Linked DNA regions of Homo sapiens: region 2 is linked to region 1. Evidence: read pairs that join two places in POLR2A ChIA-PET (ENCODE). Cell type or tissue: GM12878. All regions are shown on one strand. Each heading gives the region's core, and the rest is flanking DNA. Links, peaks and the distances in the headings are about the cores only.

Region 1 (4,339 bases), core at 151-4,150:
AACTACAGTTGTGTGCCACCACACCTGGCTAATTTTTAAATTTTTTGTAGAGACGGGATCTCACTATGTTGCCTAGGTTGGTCTTGAATTCCTGGGCTCGAGTGATTCTCCTGCCTTGGCCTCCAAGTGCTGGGATTTCAACATGAGCTACCACGCCCAGCCAGTGATTCTTATTGCTGTTTTATCATTATTTTCAAATACAGAACTTACAATTTTGATCATGTATGTTAGAGAATTTACCTGTTCTCACTTTTAAGCTATAACAAAGTAGGTGTCACTGATATTTCACTTTTTTTGCACTGTAGGTTGTCCAAAGGAATATAGAAATACTGAGATAAGCTTTTTAAAAAAAAGAATAGAGATGGGGTCTAGCTGTGTTGCTGAGGCTGGTCTTGAACTCCTGGGCTCAAGCGATTTTCCCACCTTTGCCTTCCAGAGTGGTGGGATTACAGGTGTGAGCAACTATGCCTGGCCAAAATAAGTGTTTTAAAACAGATGCAAATCTTAGTACCTCTCTTAGTTGGCCAGCTTTTTAAGTAAATTGAAAGAGTTCACCCAAAGAATACCACAGAGATTTTCTTTTGTTTTAGTAGTCTGACATCTCAAGTTCCTTTGGTGTTTCGAGTTTTGTTTCTACTCAGGAAAATGTTGTGGAATGCATAAGACATTTTTAAAGCAGTGTTCTAATTGTTCACCAGCGGAGAGGAAACAACTTAAGTGGTGTTTCTTGTTGGTTGAGAACATATTATATGTATTTTGGGGGCTGAGGACATATCAGGGATATTTCTACAGGGAAGGATTTGAGATAAGGAAAAAAATATTTCTTAGAAATCTCAAAACTATAGTCTGAAATTCCATGAAAAGAAAATTGAAGAATTTTGTAATCCAAGTCATTGGAGATAAAGGGTCAGAAGGAACATTTTTGTTGTTGGAAGTGTTATCTTCCAAGAAGATCCATAAATCCTTTTTTAATGAGCTAGAAGATATGCTAAAGAAAAAGGAATCTCAGAAGTAGATGGAAACAGGTTTTTTGTTTTTGATTTGTAAAAACAAGGTCTTGCTTGGTTGCCCAGCCTGGTGTTCTTTTTTTTAAAGGCCAGATAAATTTCTTTTTTCTTTTCTTTTTTTTTGGGGGGGGGGTGGGTACAGAGTTTTGCTCTTGTTGCCCAGGCTGGAGTGCAGTGGCGTGATCTCGGCTCACTGCAACTTCCACCTCCTGGGTTCACGTGATTCTCCTGAGGTCAGGAGTTCAAGACCAGCCTGCTCAACATGGTGAAACCCCATCTCTACTAAAAATACAAAATCTACTCTCCTCCACTTGGGAGTAGCCTCCAGCTACTTGGGAGGCTAAGGCAGGAGAATCACTCTCCTCCACTCTCCACCCATAAAAGCCCTACTCATCATTCTAGGCCTGGCAATACACCCTCAGCTCAAATGGCAAATGCTTTACAAAATTAGCCCTAACTTCCCCAAAGTTGGCATCACTTGCTTTATGCACCCACAGCACCTTGCTTGTACTTCAGTTGGCACTTCTTCCATTCTAGATAATACTACAGTGACTTGTTTACAAGGCCATCTCCCCCAGTTCCTGAAGAATTAGGGCTCATATATGATTCATTTCTGACTGTCCCCTAAACACCTGATACCTAGCCCCTTGTGTACTGCACCCTTGAACTGAATGTAATAACTAGCATTTGTTACCATGTGTTCTATAGGTACTATGCTTTCTGTTACCTGTATTATCTCAGTAATATAAGTACGTGGGATTTTAGTTTCACTTTTACAGATGAGGAAACTCTACTCAGAGAGGTTAAGTAATTTGCCCAAAATAACACCTCTAGTATATGGCAAAGCTAGAATTTGAACCAGGGGTCAGACTGATTTCAGAACCCAAGCTTTTAACCACTACACTATACCACAGACATTTCTAAAATTCACTTGTTCCTATAGAATGTATGCACACGGAGTATTACTCAAGATCAACACCCCAGGAAATCATATTTAACCCTATCAGCACATGGAGGTCCTTTTGGTTCTGCTCTAGTCCAGGGGCATAAACAGGCAGACTCATGATATCCCAGATTCATTTATTTTTCTCCTTTTTTACCCCCACTCCCAGTCCTCACTACCCCTGAAAAACAAATTAGAAAAGAAATGATTTGGAAGGTAGAGATAAAAAAAGAATTCAATCTTTCACTCCTTGTAAGACACATAATAGTAACAGTAAGTGTATAAGATTTAGCAGCCATATATAACCTAAAAGAATCTGTTGGATCACTTCAAAACATGCTCACCCTGCTCAAACCTGAAATCAACAGCAGTTGCTAAGAAAACACATGACCGACTGCAAGACAACATGATGACTCACCCAAGGAACAAGCTTACCTTCCAGTTCTCAGAAACCATCACCAACAGAGAGTCTTTGTAACCAAATCATCAATCTGTGGTTACAAACATTCAGAAGTTTCTTTTCATCCAGCTCACAAGGGAATATAATCAGTACTGGATTAAACACTTTTATAAAATTAATTATTATCCAGCAGAGGGGAAACTTTCTGCAAAGAAAAATGTACAAAGACTACAAAGGTAACTTATTTTCTTTTAAACAAAGACGTATTAACAGAGGAAAGATTCTTACTCAACATCATCAAATGAGTGACTACAAAGGATATTCTAACAAGAGCAAGCTTAGTAACCTATTTTCTTTGCCATTACACAAGTGCAAATAATAAAACACATCTTGGCCAGGCGCCGTGGCTCACACCTGTAATCCCAGCACTTTGGGAGGCTGAGGCGGGTGGATCACCTGAGGTCAGGAGTTCGAGACCAGCCTGGCTAACCCCGTTTCTACGAAAAATACAAAAAATTAGTCAAGCGTGGTGCCGTGCGCCTGTAATCCCAGCTATTCAGGAGGCTGAGGCAGAATTGCTTGAACCCGGGAGGTGGAGGTTGCAGTGAGCCAAGATCACACCACTGCACTCCAGCGCTGGCAACAAGGGCGAAACTCCATCTCGAAAAAATAATGATAATAAAGATAAAAAAATAAAACATATCTTTAACTCTTTAATAAACAGAATTCTAATAAACAGAATTCATGATAATCATTCCTTTTTTTCTTTCTGAATCACTATCTCAAATTTTTGAACTAAAAGCTCTAATATGCATTATTCTATCAACAATCCCATCATACACTGGCTATAACTCACCATTATACTATAGTAACAGCTTATATGCATTTGAGTTGTGGGGGGTTTTTATTTGTTTTGGAGGCATGGGAGACAGTCTTGAACAGCTTATTTATGTTGTTGAAATGTACAATTAAGATAAAAATATCTTCTGAGTAATATTTTAAAATGAAAATTAGCTAACTCCTATGTTATGACCCATTAATTCATGTATCACACAGAAGCGGCTAAAGATGAAAATCTCAGTCATAAGTGATACAATCAGCTTTTCCTCAGGATACTACAACTTGTCCTCCAAAGCCAAAGTAGGAGAAAACAGGTGGTATGTCTGTAAATCAATTCTGTCCCCTCTCCAAACATGAACTATCCCATAACCTGATCTCCTACTAAATGTGTCATCTCGAACCTTGAAAAAAAGACACCATGGAGCACATTGACTAAGACGAACGGATTTTTAAAATGTATTATGCATCCCCACATGCTGAATACCTTTTCTTTCCAAATGAGGCAACATAACTGCTGAAATGAGTACTGAGAATTCTTAATTTACATATATTAAAAATCTGCCCCAAGGCCAGGCACGGTGGCTCAGGCCCATAATCCCAGCATTTTCGGAGGCTGAGGCGGGCAGGTCACTTGAGGCCAAGAGTTTGAGATCAGCCTGGCCAACATGGTGAAATTCCACCTCTACTAAAAATACAAAAATTAGCCAGGTGTGGTGGTGCATGCCTATAGCTCCAGCTACTCAGGAGGCTGAGGCAGTAGAATCACTTGAACCCAGGAGGCAGAGGCTGCAGTGAGCCAAGATCACGCCACTGCACTCCAGCCTGGCAACAGAGTGAGACTCTGTCTCCAAAAAAACAAAACAAAACAAAAAAAAAACAAAACTGCCCCAAAACCTTCTAATAAAAACTGCCCCAAAACCTAATATCTACCTTCCTAAAAACCTGCCTTTCAAATTAAAATTTCCCCTTCAAGTGCAACAATTCAATTTTGGCAGGGCATGCGTGTATAGTCTTTCTTACTATTCTAGAATATTATCTATAAGTATAATGCACATATTGCTAACATAATGACAGTAAATAAAATGTTTTAATAAAATGTATTCACGGTAGTGACAAGTATACTTATTTTTGCCAGGCACAGTGGTTCAC
Region 2 (4,339 bases), core at 232-4,231, 570 kb before region 1:
GTGAGGTGCTGAGAGTACTATGAGTATAGAGAGGAAACAGGAGTTGCCATTTCAGTATCAAATGCCAAACAATATCAAAGAAACACAAAATTAAATTGATCCATATTCCTACTAATAACATCATTGCTGATGGCTGAATATGTTTTAGAACAGAGTTTTTCATCTTAGAGATTGGTGAAGCAGTGTAAGGATGTGAGAAGCTCACAGAGTACAAATTTGCCTATATATTTTGTGGGTTTTTTTTTCAAGATGTTTTCTATTTCAAAATTAAAATAATTTCAAAGTAAAAACACACACACACACAAAATGAACAAAAAAACCCAGTTCATACTCTAAATGAGTCAAGGAGGAGAAGCATTTTTAAGGCACTTGATAATATGCCAAATTATTTTCCATAAAGACTGTCATAATTTCATACCAAAAGCAGTGTCTTATATAGCAATCAGACACACACACCCCCCACTCTTGCTGTAATGTGTTGTTAAAGCCAACCCTTATTTTTCAAAAGAAAAAAGTATCAGGTTTCATGTAACTAATATTTCTGTAAAAAATAGCTAGTCAATAGGTATGACTGCCTCTAGTTGCTTAGAAAACATGAATGAGACACGAAGCAAAAGAAAAGTAAATCGGATACTAAATCTTCAAAATGGACTTTTAGCTTATTCCTTATAAAATATTATACCATTTGTCTAAAGCTATTGAAGCAAAGGAAGAGAAATTCCAATGTGGTTTTAGACATTGAGAGTGTCATCTAAATAAGGCCATTAGCTAGCAACGGTTATTGAGTCAAGGAAAATCACAAAAACAGTCAATAAACTGGCCTTCAGCTCTATTCTGCATGAGTGGATGAAGATTCTTTCTCAATAGTGATACAGAATAGAAGGTTGCATTGTTGATGCAAAGTGAAATCTAAGCTACACTAGTTGTGCATTGAGAAAAGTAGCATATGGCAGTGAAGCCAGGAAACCTACTTACTGAACTGGTAAGTATTTAAACCTTGAAGGCTACCTAATATGCTATAAGAGAATTTAATAAAATGAGGTAAAAAAATGATTAGGTAGGCCGGGTGCGGTGGCTCATGCCTGTAATCCCAGCACTTTGGGAGCCTGAGGTGGGCGGATCATGAGGTCAGGAGATTGAGACCATCCTAGCTAACATGGTGAAACCCTGTCTCTACTAAAAATACAAAAAATTAGCCGGGCATGATGGCGGGTGCCTGTAGTCCCAGTTACTCGGGAGGCTGAGGCAGGAGAATGGCGTGAACCTGGGAGGCAGAGCTTGCAGTGAGCCGATACTGTGCCACTGCACTCTAGCCTGGGCGACAGAGCGAGACTCCATCTCAAAAAAAAAAAGATTAGGTAAGCTAGAGAACTACAGAAAAAAATCAAGTCATTTATGCCACACAAGAGTTCTAAGAATAAAGGTCACACATGATTCAAGAAGTGATTAAACATAATTTCTCTACTTCATGACACTAAAACTTTTTGCATAAAATTAAATTTGTAAAATGTGATTTTTGGTTTAACTACCCTAATTTCAGTCAACACTGAATAGCCAGCAAAATGTTCGACCAATCCAACAAAGAGATTTGATGATAGCTAATAAGGAGAGATACTGAGAGAGGTGGCAAGAAAAAGAAATAATGTCACCATCTTGGTCATGCCTTAGCTGGTAAAATACCAACATGGAAGCTTCTGAGCCTCACATTTTAACAACTCTTCTGGAGGGTGTAGGGTGTGCAATATAGCCAAAACAAACGGGGCTTGTATACTGCTCTGGTACCTCTTTGCCAAGTTATGGTTTCTGGATCAATGTCCAATCTTGCAAATCTGTTTATCTCTTCATCTGTCAGTGTGGTAGGGTCAGTCTTTTCAATGCCTAGTCTCTGAAAGTGTAGGAAAATGAAAACATAAAATAAGACAAACAGAAGCACAATAAACGTAAGACAAAAATTTTGACCCCTACCTCTAAATGGGATCCCCTCTAGGAAATGCAAACCATCTTAAATTCAGAAGGAAAAACTGAAAGCTGGGGGTTATTTCCTACTGTCAGCCTAAAGAAAGACATTACAAAAAATTATCTCCAAGTAGGTTGAGTTTATTCAGGAATGAGCAACGAGGATTATAACCTGGGATGCCACAAATATGCCTAGTGAGGGAAGGGAAGATTTTACTAGCAAAGAAGGAGAGCTTCAGCTAGGCGTGAAGCTCAGCCTGTGGCTGAGCCTGTAATCCCAGCACTATGGGAAGCTGAGATGGGCAGATCACCTGAGGTCAGGAGTTTGAGACCAGCCTGGCCAACACGGTGAAACCCTGTCTCTACTAAAAAATACAAAAATTAGCTGGGCATGGTGGTGGGTGACTATAATCCCAGCTACTTGGGAGGCTGAGACAGCAGAACTGCTTGAACCCAGGAGGTAGAGGTTGCAGTAAGCCAAGATCACGCCACTGCACTCCAGCCTGGGTGAGACTCCATCTCAAAAAAAAAAAAAAAAAAAAAAAAAAGAAAAGAGGGAGAGCTTCACGTAGTCTGCTTAGAGAGTTCAGGTCAAGGCTGCAGTGAGCCATGATTGTGCCACTGCACTACAGCCTGGGTGACAGAGCAAGACCCTGTCTCAAAAAAAAAAAAAAAACAGAATTCATCGCTCCCAGAAGCTCAAAGCCAGAGTTGTCAATTCATTGGTGCAGTTGCCGTTGCTGGATAAGTGTACTTTCAAGAGCATCTTATCTGAATTACTCCCATCCTGAAGAATGTCTAGTGATAAGTCTTGTCATGGAAACATAAGTATACATTTGAAATGTGCAAGCTGTGCAAAGCAGGAGATGTGTGAAGGACGTGAAGGGATTTCTTTTGGGGTTTTATAAAGTTGTTGGAAACAATTTTTGCTTTTGTTTTTTTGAGATGAGGTCTCATTCTGTCACTTAGGCTAGATTATAGTGGCCCAATGATAGCTCACTGCAACCTTGAACTTCTGGGTTCAAGGGATGCTCCTGCCTTAGCCTCCCGAGTAGCTGGGTATAACTACAGGTGCATGCCACCACACCTGGCTCGTTTTTAAATTTTTTTGTAGAGACGAGGTTTTGCTTCATTGCTCAGGCTGGTCTCGAACTGCTGGGCTCAAGTCATCCTCCTGCCTTGGCCTCCCAAAGTGCTGGGATTACAGGCCTTGCAAACAGTTCTTATCACAGACACGTAAGTGTAAGCCTCCTCTTCTTCATGTTTTCCCAGCCCTGTTTTTTCTGGGTCTGACAAAAGTGATTTTATCCCGATATCTGCAAATTCACATTACTCACACATGTACAAAGGTATTATTAACATGTTTGTCCCTATAACTGAGCACCAGAAGATTTCCCTAAGCCTAGACCTAAATAATCATAGTATCATAGTGACCAAGAAGTGTTGTAAAACACAAACCCAATTTTTTTTGAGACAGTCTCTGTCTGTCACCCAGGCTGGAGTGCAGTGGGGCATCCTCAGCTCACTGCAACCTCCGCCTCCCAGGTTCAAGCGATTCTCTTGTGTCAGCCTCTCGAGTAGCTGGGGCTACAGGCGTGCACCACCATGCCCAGCTAATTTTGTATTTTTAGTAGAGATGGGGTTTCTCCATGTTGGTCAGGCTGGTCTCAAACTCCCAACCTCAGGTGATCCACCTGCCTCAGCTTCCCAACGTTCTGGGATTACAGGTATGAGCCACCACGCCTGGCCTCCTCATCTCTTAAAAAAAAAAAAAAAAAAAAAATGCTGAGCTCAGTGGTTCATGCAAGTAATCCCAGCACTTTGGTATGCCAAGGTAGGCAGATTGCTTGAGCCCAGAAGCTTGAGATCAGCCTGGGCAACACGGCAAAACCCGGTCTCTACACAATATATAAAAATCTGGGCATGGTGGTACCTGGCTGTAGTCTCAGCTACCTAGTTGGGTGAGGTGGGAGAATCACTTGAGTCCTGGAGGTTGAGGCTGTAGTAAGATGTGATTGCACCACGGCACTCCAGCCTGGGTGACAGAGTAAAAGCTTTTCTCAAAAACATAAACAAACAGGCCGGGTACAGTGGCTCACGCCTGTAATCCCAGCACTTTGAGAGGCCAAGGCGGGTGGGTCACCTGAGGTCAGGAGTTCGAGACCAGCCTGGCCAACATGATGAAACCTTCTCTCTACTAAAAATACCAAAATTAGCTGGGCATGGTGGCAGGCACCTGTAACCCCAGCTATTCAGGCTGAGGCAGGAGAACTGCTTGAACCTGAGAGGTGGAGGTTGCAGTGAGCTGAGATCACACCATTGCACTCCAGCCTGGGAGATAGAGTGAGACTCTGTCTTAAACAAACAAACAAACAACCAACCA

Evidence for each region. Peaks named below come from ENCODE experiments on the same cell type or tissue, not always from the same donor. Only the 100,000 strongest peaks of a DNase experiment are listed, where the experiment ranks them.
Region 2: POLR2A ChIA-PET joins it to region 1 with 6 read pairs; 3 of 35 experiments call an interaction of 5 or more read pairs at or near these places.

Annotation. Positions count from the first base shown.
Region 1 is chr14:63,862,516-63,866,854 of GRCh38, reverse strand. The region is part of intron 1 of SYNE2 (spectrin repeat containing nuclear envelope protein 2); the gene reads right to left. Among named protein-coding and RNA genes, the nearest start is that of SYNE2, 12 kb to the right of the region's middle. RefSeq lists an enhancer at 2,424-2,483. In GM12878, for the core only: no CTCF peak of the experiment used is centred there; a DNase peak (open chromatin) is centred at 2,374; H3K4me3 peaks cover 835 bases; H3K27ac peaks cover 3,624 bases.
Region 2 is chr14:64,433,115-64,437,453 of GRCh38, reverse strand. It overlaps MTHFD1 (methylenetetrahydrofolate dehydrogenase, cyclohydrolase and formyltetrahydrofolate synthetase 1), which reads right to left. Exons shown (of 28, transcript NM_005956.4): 16 at 1,783-1,885. Among named protein-coding and RNA genes, the nearest start is that of AKAP5, 30 kb to the left of the region's middle. In GM12878, for the core only: no CTCF peak of the experiment used is centred there; no DNase peak of the experiment used is centred there.